Regions from separate parts of the Homo sapiens genome. Here region 2 is linked to region 1. Evidence: read pairs that join two places in POLR2A ChIA-PET (ENCODE). Cell type or tissue: A673. All regions are shown on one strand.

Region 1 (8,000 bases):
AGCTTTCACTTCTTGGCCCACATTAGTCTTTCTCTCTCTCACTTTCTCACACACATACACACACACCACACACAAATGTAGGTAGGAGAGCAAGGGAGGAATTCCGCATTAGGACATATCGAAAGTAGATTAATGCAAATGAACAAGATGCCAAGTACAGTATGAAAATTGACATTTATCAGCACACTCTGTATGAAGATATTTTCAAAGCTTTGCCATACATATGAAAATATTCCATTTTTATGCTTATGTTTTCGTTATTCAATAGCATGCATTACTTTCTGTTGTTTCCAAATGCAAGTTGTAAATCTCCTCAGAAAATTTCACCGATGTGAGATTTCACTTAGTCTTTTATGGTTGGGTGGATCATTTCCTTTCAACCAGAACAGTAATTCCATGTAAAAGAGTAAGAATAAATTGAAATAGAAAGCCATGTTGCTTTGAAATTGAAAAAGAAATAAATTATTAATTTTAGTGGCTTTTTGGCCATACTTAAGTTCCTATTTTCATCTATGGAATTATATTTTAACATCATAAACATGAACTATGTTTTATGTTCACAGAAAAGGGAAATTTTCATCTAGCTATTCATTTTACATAGCTATTTGCCTTGATTCACTTTCCTTTTTTAAAGTATTTATAAATTTCATACATTTTTAATTAGACAAATGATACACACATCCATTCCTATTATTTAAGAAAAGTAAAAAAATAAAACACACACAGGGAACATCTTAATCTCCCTTGGCCATTACTCACTCTACTCTCCAACTTCTCCAGAGGTAACCATGTTTTTTTTGTTTTTGTTTTTGTTTTTTTGAAACAGAGTCTCGCTCTGTCACCCAGGCTGAAGTGCAATGGTGCGATCTTGGCTCACTGCAACCTCCACCTCCCTGGTTCAAGCGATTCTCCTGTCTCAGCCTCCCCAGTAGCTGGGACTACAGGCACATGCCACCACGCCCAGCTAATTTTTGTATTTTTAATAGAGGCAGGGTTTCACCATATCGGCCAGGATGGTCTCGAACTCCTGACCTCGTGATCTGCCCGCCTTGGCCTCCCAAAGTGTTGGGATTACAGGCGTGAGCCACCACGCCTGGCCAACCATGTTTTAAGACCAGGACACGACCAATCAGACATTTTTAATGGAAACTTGATGGATTGTTTCGTAGATCATCTTTTTAACTGACAGAGTATTTCACGCTTAAACTACACAAAAGTTACATTTAATCGTTTCCTTATTGGTAGATATTTAGAATTATCCAAATGTTTCACCATTACAAATAATGCTTCAGTTATAATCCATGAATATGCCTCATTGTACACATAAGCAAGTATTTCTCTGGGATAGGCACTAAGAAGAGAAACTGAGAGTCAAAGGGTACAGGCATCATGAATTTTAATAGATACTGCCAAATTGCCCTCCAAATGTCAGTATCGATTTATTTTCTCACCAGTAGGATATGAGAATTCACAGCCCCTCTATCTTTTGGAAGCACTGAGAAGAGAAAATGCTATTGACATGTTGTTGTAATATGCATTTCTCTGATTTCTCACAAGCTCTGGTTTTCATATTCTTAGTGTCTATTTTGTCTTCCTTCTCTCTGAAATGCCCATTGATAACATTTCTCCATTTTTGTATTGGTTTGTTTTATTTTTCATTGATTTATAGATAATATTTTGTAAATTGTTCATTTTAATTTTGTTGGATTTTATATCTTGCAGATATAGTATCTTATTTATCTTCTTTTTACTTTGCTTAGGTTGTTGAAAATTCTTAAATGTTTACAGGTTAAATGTATCAATCTTTGTCTCATGTTTTTTCCCCTTGCTGTGTTATTTAAGAAAGCCAGTATCAGACTCTAAACTCTGGTACATTTATAGGTTTTTAATAAAAGCAACTTGATTTATAATCCATCTAGCATTTATTTTGTGAATAGTCTATGATAGAAATTGATATATATATATATGTTTGTACAAACATGAATAATATATGACAGTTTTTCTTTTAATTATTAAATCACCTTACAAATCAAACAACTATGGAATATTATTAGCTTAACTACCTGGGTGATTAGCAAAAGTTTTATATTTCCTTTCCCTATACTTTTTAATATCTACTCTAAAATAGGAAAGTTACTTTCTCTGGCTTTGAGTTGTCACTAAAATATATTCCTTTTTGTTTGTTAAGGCCAGTCAGTTCTTCGATTTGAAGCCCAAAAGGCTCCAATGAGGAAAAGATTCATTTCTTCTCTCTTTGGTGCTGTTGTTAATATCCTCACTCAGATGCAGTCAGGAATATAGTAATGCCTGTCTCCCTTATAAGGACCATTATGATTACATTGGGCTGATCTGGCTAAACCTGGATAATCTTCTCATCTAAAGATCCCTAATGTAATCACATCAACAATCTCCCATTTGCCATGTAAGGTAAAACACTCACAAATACTGGGGTTTAGCATGTGGACATCTTTGGGAGGCCATTATTCTTCCCTCCACATTGTCAACCTCTGGTCCAACTCACTTGTCATCAGTGTAGGAGTGCCTGTGGAGGCAGGTAGAGTGGTAGGAGTTGGGAGGATTCTTGATTGCCTTCAGCTGAGCTTGAACCTGTGCTCTTAGTGGAGCAGTTTCATTTAAAAGGGGATGTGGCTAAGCAGGCACCATAAAATGTACTTCTAGTAGCATCCCTGAATTGAAAGAGTTTACATATAAGACTGCATGATAAAATTAAATGAGTTACATTTTGTAAAGCAGGTAGAACAATGCCTGAGCAGAGTAGGCATCATATACGTATTTGTGCTTGTTAAATAAAACCCAAAAATAATTTCCACGAGGAAAGGAGTTTCAAGCAGATAATTAATTTGCGAATGTGATATATCCTCTTGATCCAGGGAGCTAATTGATTTTGTGAATTACATTTCTCAGGGTACACTAAATCCTCACTGTTGGCTATCAAGAGGAAATACACCTTGACAGGTTTCTCCAGTGGTGGTGAAGATTGTGTATGGATTATACACTTAATTGTCACATTTTTAATGAGAATAACAGCTTAAAATCAAGAGTGAAACATATACGCTGAAAAATGGCAGTATTAATTAGCTCATTCCATATTTATTGAACAACTACACTGTACCAGATTTTACAGAGCATCAGTGATAAATAACAGTCCTTGTGCTCAAGCCTTTTGAAGTATAATAGGGTGAATTCTTTTGGGTTTGCAAATACAGTCTCCCCCACCCCTTATTTGTAGGAGATAGGTTCTAAGACCTACCTTACCCGACCCTGTGGATGCCTGAAACCATGGATAGTACTGAACCTGATTTTGTCAAATGGAACATGTTTTTTATCATGTCTTCCACCCACAAATTTAATGCCTTTTCCATCTTAACTAAGAACTTATATACTGTGGCTGTAACTTTTGCAGTTAGAGGTGCAACTGCAAAACTAGCATGCATTTCTTTTTCTTTCTTCACAATTTCTCAGATAGAAAATTTCTTCTTACTGTAGATCTTAGCAAACAGTATATGGTGATTTTTTTTCTTTCTTTTCTTTTCTTTTTTTTTTTTTGGAGAGAGAGGGTCTCTCTCTATCACCCAGGCTGGAGTGCAGTAGCATGATGATGGCTCACTACAGCCTCAACCTCCCCAGCTCAAGCAATCCTCCCACATCAGCCTCCCAAGTAGCTGGGACCACAGGCACATGTCACCACACCCAGCTATTTTTAAAATTTTTTTGTAGTTACGGGGTTTCCCTGTGTTGTCCTGGCTGGTCTCAAACTCCTGGGCTCAACCAGTCCTCCCACCTTAGCTTCCCAAAGTGTTGGGATTACAGATGTGAGCTACCATGTCCAGCCGTTTACTTATTAAGTTGAGAATTTTTACTTTTTCACTTAAAGGAAGCACTTTATGGCTTCTCTTTGGCATATCCAAATTGCCAGCATAACTATTCTTGCATTTTGGGACCCTGATTAAGTAAAATAGAGGTTACTTGAGCACTAGCACTGTAATACCAAGACAGTTAATCTGATCACCATGAGGGCTACTAAGTGGCTAATGGGCAGGTAGCATGTACAGTGAGGACACACTGGACAAAGGCATGGTTCATGTTTTGGGCAGACCAGAGCTGGACAGCATGAGATTTCATCACAATACTCAGAGCAGTGTGCAATTGAAAACTTAAGAATTGCTTATTTCTTGAATTTCCCATTTAATATTGTTGGACCTCTGTTGACTGTGGGCAACTAAAACCACAGAAAGCAAAACTGCACGTAAGGGGGACTACTATACTTATAATACAAAATGAATTACACTGTGGCCCGAAGAAAATATTAAAACAAAGTGGTATAAAGTATTATAAATTAGAGTAATCACTCTTGTAAAGATGTCTTAGAGTAACAAGGTAGTATTTGAAATGAGCTTTGACCATAAAGGTGAAAATGAGATGGGACACCCCAGGTAAGGGGTTAATATTACCTAAGATAGAGAGAGAGAAAATCCAAACCTTTAAAATAAAACAGCTTGGCAGAAATAGAGGATGTTGCACCTATAATTGTAGTGAGAAAGAAAATGGAAGAGTTCAATGTAACTTTTGGATCATATCTGGGTGTAAGGAGTTAACAACTCATTAACAAGTGGCCTAAGTGACAAATAGTGAAAGCTTTGACTAAGATAGTAAGAATGAACTAGAAAGGAGGGGCTGGGTATGAGAGACATTGTGTTAAAGCAGAATCCACATGATTTAGCAACTGATTTAGGAGGGGAGAGAGGGGCCCATAATGACTGCTTTCCTGCTTGGATGACTAGAATAATGTAGTTTCAGAATAGAAACAGGAAATTGGACAGATGATGTATTCTTGTCTTTAAATGAATGGATTTAAGATGCTGGAAGAATTTTGAGGGTGACTCTTTCAAACAAGTATTTGAAAATGAGGTTGGACATTCCTGAGGGAGATAGAGAAAGATATTTGGGAGCTTTAGTCTAAAATAATCTCAAAATGGGAGAGGGGAGACTTTGTAGCTCATTTTGTCCTATGGACTCATCTTACTTGAGTTCCAGCCCTTTCCTTGTAACTGCCAAATGTTTTTCTATCCTGATTTGAACTTTGAGTCTATGGAGGCCAAACCCGTGGCCCCCTGGAGGTTACCTCAAAATCACTGACATGAGGCAAATTGATGAGTGGGATAAATGGCATACAAATTTATTTAACTTGTATATACGGGAGCCTTCAGAATGAAGACCCAAAGACACAGGGGAAATTGTCCATTTTTCTGCTTAGATTCAACAAAGTATAGACAGCCACGCAGAAATATGACTGGACAAAAATGATATGATCTAATGCTGATAGATTGAGTGGGGAAACCCAGCAAGGCCCATCTGTCTAGATTCTTCTTGGCCTCTCTGTTCATGTATTTCTTCCTTGTGGGTATGGATCAGGACCCTCTCTGGAATGGAGGTCTTCTGACCTATAGTCAAACAAGGTAAGTGAGATCATTTCTTTATGGCCAGTTTGTACACAGATAGGACAGAGAGAAAGTTAGAGTAATATCTTTAAGTTTATGAGTGGCTTTGGGACAAAAGGAGTTCTGGCTTCTATGACCTGCCTTGGGGAAGAGGGATTCTAGTTTCTATGGCCAGCCTCCGTGGAGAATGGGATAGAGAGACAGGAGGGTGGGAAGAGGTCAAAGAAAAACTTTTGCTTCTGAAGCTGTTTTTGAGGCTTTCATTTTGGGGCATTGTTTTCTGAGCCCCAACGAGTCTATGACATCCTGAGGCAGGCAATTCTGTTTGTACCATTCAGTTTGAAATTTCTTCTTTATTCTGAGTTGTCTAAAGTTCTTTCCCTTTGAACCTAGTTCTACATCTTGGGACCCTACCCTAGAGCATTTGCGGTTCTGTCTCACAAAAGCTCCTCTGATGTTTTAAGAAAGCTATAAAGTCCCTCTTTAGCCTCCTCTTCCAGTAACGCAGGGAGTGTAAATGGTGCTCAGCGGCAGTATAATATCTTCATGCCCTCTTTTGCTTGCTCCCTGCTAGAGTTTTCCCAGATATAAATAAATTAATAGAAAACTAAAAACAACTTGCATAGGTTCTAGGCTCAATTAATCTAACATGTGAAATTGAAATAAAAATCCTTCACAGAAATTAATAGGGTTTCACCATAGATAAATGCCTGAGGGCATATGTCCACCTCTGTCACCTCTCCCGCTTCCAATGCTCCTTTATTCTTTTATAGGCTAAACATCTCTACTTGGCACAATGGTTCATGTGACAGTTTCCAGTCATATCACTGTCTTTGGTCTAAGTAGCATGGAGAAGAACAAGACCAGCCCCTCCCTTGGTCTACATACTGTTATTTTATATATATATATATATATATATATATATATATGCTAAAATCAGTTGTGTGTTTGGATACACCCCCCCCCCCACCTGGCTCATAGACACACTGCCACCAATGCCTGTTAATCATCTGCAGCTCGCTATGTAACCAAGTGGAGGTTCACCCTTCACTGCTATTATATTTCACCTTACTATCCATCAGGTCCTCAGATAACATCGTTTTGTTCAATGTTGTTTCATTATAACACTGATGAGAAAAAAAATCAATCCCCAGCCAGGACCACTGTCTATGTGGAATTTGCATTTCTCTGAATGTCCGAATGAGTTTTCTCTGGGTACTCTGTTTTCCTCCCACATCCAAGATCTGTGCATGTTCAATTCATTGGTGTGTCTGAGTGGTTCCAGTCTGAGTGAGTGTGTGTGTGTGCGTGTGCATGCGTGCACACCACACACACACCCAGCGATGGGCTGGCATCCTGGCCACAGTAGATTTCTACATGGCGCCCTGAGCTGCTGGGATAGGCTCCCACCACTTGTGACTCGGAACTGGAATAAGCAGGTAAATCGTGATTTACTTATTTTATGAATCTTTCTTAAATGATGTATAGCTCATATGTATTTCAATGTTTAATATTAGAAGTACGTTGGTCTTTAGAAGTTTTGTGATATTTTATGACAAGAAATATGTTACAAGAACTTAAATCTTGTTTATATCAATTAGCCTATGAGAAAATTGGTTGTGTATGAGGTTGTTGCACCTAAAGTCGCAGTTTCCAAGAACCTATAGATGACATTAAGTGAGGACTTACTGTAGTTGAACCTTACTCTAATCTGCACGATCATTTAGATCTCAAATTGATCATGTTTATCAGCTTGCCTTTTTTCTCTCTTGCTAAGACATTGTTGATGATGTAGAATTTTAAGAAACTTACATTTAGGATAGTGTGCTTGACAAAACAGTATTTTTCCAGTTTGACATTAAGTTGTCAAAGGTCTGATAAGGAATTTTGGGGGAACTTTATTGAAGTGGTATAGATGTTAAAAGTGCTTTTTAAAATGAGATGACACTTGGTTTATTCTGAATTTATTTATATAAAATAACACTGTCTTACGTGTTGAGAACTTAGACTTTTGATTCAAAACACCCAGCATCAAGTCCTGGTCTACCATTTATAGTTTATTTATGCTCCCTGAATCTATTTCCTTAAGTGTTATATGAGGCTATTAATGCCTTCTTCCTAGGCTATTGTGAGGGTTTGAGGAGACGATGTGAATAAAACACTTAGTACCTTGTTTGGTATATAATAAGTGGCTGTTATTTTTCTATGAAAGTCTGATTACAGTATAAAATATAACTTTATTCCCTTTGCGTTCATTTTCATGCCGAAAGGTTTTCTTTCAATATGAAATTGGTATTTAATTGTATAATGAATACTTAGGAAGAAATATCGAATGTACATGGTAAGCCTTCTAATGTTTTTTGTAAGAATGGATTTTGATTTGCCGTACATTCTTTTCATTCTTTGCGTAAGCAGCAATACTTACTGATTTTGAAGGTGATAAAGGCCAAGGATGTAGTCTAGAAATCCATGGGCTTGGTGTTCTTAACTTTTGTGCTTTTATCCAAGCTGCCCTACCATCATGATCTGTAACCTTCAAAA
Region 2 (8,000 bases), 85 kb after region 1:
TTAGGCCCCGAATTAACAGCTACTGGAGGAATTTAAGAAAACAATACACAATTGGCAACACAATTTAGTTTTGGAATACAAGTGGTACTTACAAATAGCCATTTGAGAAAAACCTTGTTAACTTCCTTCCCTCCTTCTGTAGCTTGGTATTTCCACCTTTTCTTTCCTTCTCTTTGCCTCAGTCTTCACTCCTAAATGGAAGTGGTCTCTCAGTTCCCTCCTTAATCACGGATTCTTTTCATGCCCAGTAGTCAACCCTTGAGATATTTTCAGTGGTAGCACTTCAGAAAATGAAAAGCAAAGGGAGCCAGGATAGAGACATGAAGAAAAATAAACTCCTATTCTCTTCCTCAGTAATCAGTGAGTTACTTTTTCTTTCTCCAGATCTCACCTCTCTGGCCCCATCAGACTATTTATTAAAGAATCACAAGTACATCTCTAGACTCCTCTTCAGTGTTGCATTGCTCAGAAATTCGTTGTGTAGGTGGTGCTCAGAAATAGAAATGAACCTCATATCAGTCATTCATTTACATAAAGACTTGTCATATATATAATTATAGTGTATATATATGTGTGTGTGTGTGGTGTGTGTGTGTGTGTGTGTGTGTGTGTGTGTATTTTTTTTTTTAAATAGTGATGTGGTCTTGCTCTGTTGCCCAGGCTGCTCTGCTCTTGGACTTCTGGCCTCAAGCAGTCCTCCCTCCTCAGCCTCCCAAAGTGCTGGGATTATAGACATGAGCCACTGCATACAGTCAAGAATTGTCTTTTAACATCTAAGTAGAGACTTAATCTTGTTTTATGTCTCTCTCTGTCTGTCTCTCTCTCTCTCCCCCAACGTGTAGTCATTTTATTCCAAAGGTTTGTAGTTGCATGGACTATAAAAATGGAAAAATAAAAATAACACAAACTTCCTGGGGTCCCCTTACTACCCATATCCCCATACCTTGTCTCACCTACGACAGGTAAACAGAATCTTGGAGAGCAAGTGCTGTGGAGTAGTCACTGCATCCAAGGTAGAGAGTGGTAAAAATGTTTCATCGAAAAATAATTTTTCTATGAAATGGACAGGCCTCTTCTCCATTAGGTTTAACTGTGTTTCTGACTGTGTATAGGAGAAAATGGGTCCTCAGATTTCCACCACAGGGTGGTTCTACTATTAGTACATACAAATCTTTGTTAGGCTTTCTGTTTCTTTATTGTTCAAAGGCACAATATAAGGAATAGGGCTAGTCTGTATTTCAGTGTAAAATATATGACACTTTATATATGTGTATATATATATATGTGTGTGTGTGTGTGTGTGTGTATGTGTATGTTATGTATATAAGGTTGATTTGGTCTGTATCTACATAAATTACATGATAGATATATAAATGTGTGTGTGTATATATGTAAATAAGTCTAATGTATACTTATAATCTATATATTTGTATTTCGTGTGTGTATATGTATATATAAACCTATATTTTCATTTCTTGTAATAAAATAATTAAAATAATTAACATGAAAAAGAGATCAGAAGAGAAACTCTTGGTAAATGTATAGGTTTGTCTATTAATAAGATGTTAGATGTGCTATAGATGTCATAGTAAAGATAACATCCCCCAAATACCAAGGAGAATAGAATGATTATACTAGGGTGCGAATTCTAGCAAATTAAAATAAATATCTGCGTGATCCATGTTTGTAACTATCTGACAGACTGTTTGCTGTTAATAACTTTTCTGGAAGCCACAAACACAGCAGTAGCACTCAATTATGATGCGGTCTACAATATAACACAATGCAGTTTTTCTGCTGCCTTCAAGATTACATAGGCAGCAGAGCCTACCATAATGAACTGTCCCGAAAACTCAAAGTGCTGTTTGCAGCAATTTTGCATGTGAGTATTCAGATTTTACAGTGTATGAAGTCTGACTTGAATGTGCTCTACCTCAGTAATTCTCATTTCAAAATATTCACATTAAAAACATTCACATCTTCCTTTTTTGATTGAAGACCATGCTAATAAAAAAGCACATAGAATATTGCAAATAAATAGTCATAGTGAGCTAAGAACTACATGGAACACTGAGATTCTTCAAGGTATGCTAATGACTTTTTGTTTAGTAGATTTCTTGTGCTGCAGTACGCATGTTAATAAGTATTTCATCCTCACACAAGGTGCTTGGTGATGAACACACTAGCCCAGAATTATCAGCATACATTTATTCGATTATCCGCTTGTAATCAAGAAAATATATTATTCCTTTTCTCTTGATATTTTGGTTCATATTATCTAAGTATATGTCTAAAGCGTTAATAATATTATAATTCACAAATGTAATGCTTAAATAGGAGAAAATATTTTAAAGATTCTCAAAACCTCTGTAATTTTTTTTCCCATTACCAACATCATTCCCTTTTTGCTACTACATTTATCCTAATTAGAAAAAGTAGCAGAGGGTTTGAAAGAAGAAAAAAGAAAAGGAAAAGTGAAGTCTTCCTAATAAGAAATATTATGTTAAGTACTACCACAGCAAATTATCATTAGTGGGAATTAGAAGGAGCCCCCTTAAATGTGTATATAATGCTATTTTTAAAGGCTTAAAATATTTTATTTCAAGTTTTAACAGTATCCTATGTTACTCTTTAAACATTTTAGAAACTTTTACAACTCAGTTTGTTTCATATTAAATAAGAACTTAGCTGATCTCTTTTGGACTCACTGTGGAACATTGCATTAATTGTTAGCCATAGGACAACAATAAAAAAATAATTTTAGTAAACCACATAACTTAGGTGACTCATGAATGAAAGCGGTTTACAGATGTGCTTATTGACCAGAAAGCCTTAATGTTCCCCTCAGCTTGACTAACTTTAGATAGATCCTTTCATGATTATTGGCCTCCGACCTCCCTTTGCTTAGAGCATTCACTTTAGAAAATATGGAATGGTCAATTCTTTCTCTGCCCCTTTAAGGTGTAAATCTTCTTTCAGTCTCTTGCCAGTTTTACACCCCAGAAATGTCTTTCCCAAAGATCTGGGAGCTAGCCCTTTGAAATGTAATCATCAAGCAAGATAGTACCCCTACCTCTCAGGCTCTTTGGGACAGTAGGAGCCTAACTTTGATAGATAAGTGACAATCTGCACATATGGCCTCATCTCTTTGAGCAACTCTCCCTACACAAAGTCCTCTAGTACTTTTCCACTAGCTCACCCCAATACTTAAAAATTATCCCACCTTTTGTACTAGTGGAATTGAGTTCTGTCTGTGTCACCTATTGCAAGTCTTTAATAAAATCTTTCTTGCCTGTTTAACTCTGCCTTGTGCAATTTTTCTATGACATTATTTAGACTCCAAGTTTACTGTGCAGAGTAAAGGAATAGATAAGTGGAGAGATTTTTTAAAAGGGTTTAAATGAATGTTCTAAGATATAGCAATGACTCATTTACCTGCCATCACTTGCCTTACCCTTTTAAACCATAATACTTCTCCTTCTACTTTTATCATTCATGATGGAAATATTCCTAAAATGTAGTAGCAAGCCTTCTGTTTCTTTCTCAAAATGAAGATTTGTTTCTCAAATTGAAAGTAGTTTTTTGTGTGTGTTTAAACAAAAATGTACATGTGGAAAATAAGACACTGCAAATCACAGATTAAAGCAGTGTTTCTCAACCTTTTAAAAATCATTACTGCCCCGCTAAGGAGCTTTTTTAGTTATTTTTTCCTGCCTCATCTCCCCATGAGATTTTAATACCATGAATACATGGTATGTCTGTTTATGTACTGCTGCCTTTTGGGGTGCCATAAACCCTTACAGTATCTAAGATTTGTTTGCTCCCACCCAAGAACCAGTTTTTGCACCATTAGGATAATATTGCCTCTTTGAAAATGCATGGTTTAAAGCACAAAGTAAAAATCACTTAAAATCCCGTACCACAGAGGTGACCACTGTTTGCCTTTAGACAAACATCCTTCCAGAGATCTTTCTAACCATATTTTATGTGCTTTTAAAATTTGTTTTTGTGCTTTAATAACAATATGGAAATGTTTCCATATTAATATAGACATCATCCCTTTCAAGTATATATAATTTATTTAACCAATTTCCTGTGACATACATTCTTCCTTCGATTTTTATATTTTAAGTAATACTTTGATGAATATCATGTCGTATCACATTTGTGCATTTGATGTGCTGTCTTTAGAAATAATTTTTCAAAATGCAATTTCTGGATAGAGAGGCACATACATTTAATTTGTTTTTATAAAAATTTCCAAACTATCTTCCCAAAAGATTTTACCAATATACATTCTTTCATATACTGCATGAGAATGCCTGTTTACAACATAGGGTATTATCAATTTGTTTAATCTTTGCCAAACTTATAGACACAAAGTAAGTCTTCACTATTGTTTTAATTCTTTATTCTTTTATCCTTAATTTGATAACTAATTCATTGAGTTTTTAAGTAAGCATATTGGCTATTTGCATATTTAAAGATTTCCCTCATCTTGTAACTTTTTGTCATTTTTTTTTACTTTTTTTCTTTGTAGTCCTTATTAATTACATTGCCTAAAAGATAATAATCATGTACAGTAATGAATGCATTTTACAGTTGTGCCTTTGGGAACTGTATAGGGCTCTGTGCCTATTCATTTCACAAATTATTTTTGCTTTCTTCTGAACTGACTTCATATAAAAATAAAGATGATGATAACTATGGATACATTAATGCATGTAAGCTTTATAGAAAATATTTGTATATAAAATAGATATTTTATATTAATTTTATGTGTAGGTATTTTTTTAAAAAATTAAATAATTTCCAGTTTTTATTTATCATAAATAATTCTCTTTTATTTAAAAAGAGCTCTAACATTCTAATGTATTCTTTTCATACTGAAATTTATAAACCTTCTCAGTTCCCTTCTCAATCACTTCTGCTCTATAGACTTTGAACTGACATATTTATTTGATTTCTTTCATCTTTATCTCTTTTGTAAAATGTCATTAGGCTGAGAAAAATATAATGAGTCCATGAAGAGATATTTTTTAAAAAAACAGATTTTATGGAAAGGTAAAAATCAAGGAGAAAACTCAGGAGAGTGTGAACACATCAGATTAATATGATCATTGCTCTCGTTCCAGTTAGGCTCATTCCAAATATTTTAACGTGCTGGTCATGTGAAGTAATACTTCTTTTCATAGTTGTCACACTGTTTTTTGCCATCTAATCTGCTGTCCACTTCTCCAAAGTTATTTATGAGATTTGTTATTGATACATCTTAATACTTTGCAAATGCCAACATTTTCCTAATATTTTGAGTGGAATAATATATATTTGTAAAACAAATGAAGGCCAATAATTATGCTTTAGATTTGGGGACTTTTTGTTGAGAATCATCGATATAGTTTGATAGTATTTCATTATACCTTACAGAGTATACTTAAAAATACTCATCAATTATTGTTTTAATTTATAGTTTAGGTTCACAAAAGCATTATTTAATCCAAATAGATTTCACATAATATAAAATACACTATTTTAGCCATTTTAAAGTGTACAATTCAGTGGATTTTAGTATATTCACAGTGTTGTGCAACCATTACCACTGTCTAATTCTAGAACATTTCCATTACTCCAAAAATAAACCCCACACCTTTGAATTCTGCCTCTTCTACCTCCTGCCCTATTTCCTGGCAATTTCTGTCTGTGGATTTGCCTATTCTGAATATTTCATGTAAACAGAATTATACAATAGGTGATCTTTTGTTACTAGCTTATGCAATAGCGTATTTTTAAGGTTCATACGTACTGTAGCATTTATCAGCGCTCTATTCCTTTTCATGGTTAAATAATATTCCATTGTAAGGATGTACCACATTTTGTTTAGACATTCATCACATTGATGAACATTTCTGTTATTTCCACTTTTTGGCTATTATGAATAATGCTCCCATGAACATTTGTGTACAAGTTGATAATGTGAACATGTTTTAAATTTACTTGGGTATATACATAGGTGTGAAATTGCTAAATCATAAGGTAACTGTTTAACTTCCTGAGGAACTGCCAAATTGTTTCCCCCAACAGTTGGACATTTTATATTCAAATACTACAATCCGTATGTTTGTAGTGTTTGAAGTTTCCAATTTCTCCACATTCTTATCAGCACTTCCTGTTTTCTGGGTTTTTTGTTTGTTTTATTATTGTTGTAGCCATCCTAGTGAATGCGAAGTGGTACCTCATTGTGGTTTTGTGCCGTTGTTTTTAAACTGCTTGATTTATGAATGCATTTGTGGTTTTATTAATAGAATTGCTAAGGTCAAAATTATTTAAACCATTTTCAAACATGGTATGTGTCTTGTGACATACTACAAAAAGTTGGCAATGGTTCTCTATTACATTTACGAAAGAAAAAACCTGCTGATGAAGTTGAGGCTCTGACTGTATGTATTAAACTTTAACCTAAGTCACTATTGACAGCAGAGTATTTCAACCTCTGAAGACCCAGCCTCACTAAATTTGCAAAAATAGTTTTTTAAAAATTGTACTAATACATTTCTATGTTAATGGAATGGTCACTTTTTCTTTTCAAGTCTAGTATCTAAAGTACTCTGAAATGGGGAAAAGATCATGCTTTTATAGAAATTTTCTTGACCTGAGCTTCCATTAGGGGAAAAAACATAACTTCCGATTGAAAAATATATTTACATAATACCAATATATAAACCATTCTTTCAGGGTAAGCCAAACACATCTAAAAATTCCATTAAGTCCATTGGACTGGCAGTTATTATGTTAAATATATTTTCATGAAACATTTTGCTTCCCTGGAAGCAAGGCAACAAAAAAGATAAAACTAATTAAAATGATATGGGGAAGAAGGAGAAGGAAAGTCACAGTCATAGTATGTTTTAGATTTTTCTTACTGATGAATAAAAATAACTCCTTTGATTTGGATTATATTATAGTAATTTTCATCACTTTTCAAAAATCTTGTTCAAAATTGTTTAGTTTTAGTAACAAAATGAGCCTCTTTCTACCATTTTCTTAGGAATTCTGCTACTGGGACATTTTGCAAAAGCTGCAAATGCAGCTTTGATTTTACTAAGTACCGTGATTTTGCCTGCATTTTCAAGTACCTAGATAGAAGTTAGGGCTTAAATTGTATTTGCTAAAGTTTTGAGGACTTCTGAGAAAAAAATACAAAAGAATATAAACATCTTATAATAATTCCCATACTCCCCCGCCCTTTTTTTTTGTTCCCACTTGTGTAGGAGACATAACCCAGGAGGTGATGGAGAGGAGCAAAAACCTTTCCTTTTCTTTAATCACTTGAGAAAGAGAGTCAATCTAGGAATAGCTAAAATTACTGGGTTCTGAGTGATGAAGACTTAAGCTATTTGAGAATGAAATAAAAATTTTATGAAGTGACTGAAGGCAAAGTCAAAAATAAAGAGTTCACAAAGGAGAATATACAGAGTACTCTAATAGGTCCTAAAGGAGATTTTAGAAAAGATATTACTTTATCATACTGTGTTATTTAAAATTGCCTTCATGTTTGTCTATTTTTATAAAGTACATGTGTGTGTGTTACAATTTTTTGGAGATTTTTGCTCTCAATTCTTTATATCTTACGTGACAGCAATTAGTACCATGTAATTTGGGCAGAAATTCCTCCAAGCGACAAGCAGAATATTTCACAGTGACATTTTAATACATGTATAAATATATTAAAATTTGTCTCTACAAATGCAAAATTTTAAAGTAAGATCAAATAAGAAAATTATTTAATTTTTATTACTTCCTACATAAACAGAGAATATTTTATTTGTGGGACTTTTTATAAATGCTGAGATGCCTCTCCACCTCCAAATCAGAGTGTTTTAAATTTTATAATTCTATTATAGATTCAATCATTTGGGTAAGTTTACAATACATAGCTGTTAATAATTATTACTGAGACTGAGGTACATACAAATAGTGGAAAGCTAAGATAGTCCAATATA

Evidence for each region. ChIA-PET counts read pairs that join two places held together with the same protein. Peaks named below come from ENCODE experiments on the same cell type or tissue, not always from the same donor. Only the 100,000 strongest peaks of a DNase experiment are listed, where the experiment ranks them.
Region 2: POLR2A ChIA-PET joins it to region 1 with 6 read pairs; 2 of 35 experiments call an interaction of 5 or more read pairs at or near these places.

Annotation. Positions count from the first base shown.
Region 1 is chrX:29,343,837-29,351,836 of GRCh38, forward strand. The region is part of intron 3 of IL1RAPL1 (interleukin 1 receptor accessory protein like 1); the gene reads left to right. Among named protein-coding and RNA genes, the nearest start is that of MIR4666B, 230 kb to the right of the region's middle. In A673, no CTCF peak of the experiment used is centred here; a DNase peak (open chromatin) is centred at 4,755; H3K27ac peaks cover 746 bases.
Region 2 is chrX:29,429,311-29,437,310 of GRCh38, forward strand. The region is part of intron 5 of IL1RAPL1 (interleukin 1 receptor accessory protein like 1); the gene reads left to right. Among named protein-coding and RNA genes, the nearest start is that of MIR4666B, 140 kb to the right of the region's middle. In A673, no CTCF peak of the experiment used is centred here; no DNase peak of the experiment used is centred here.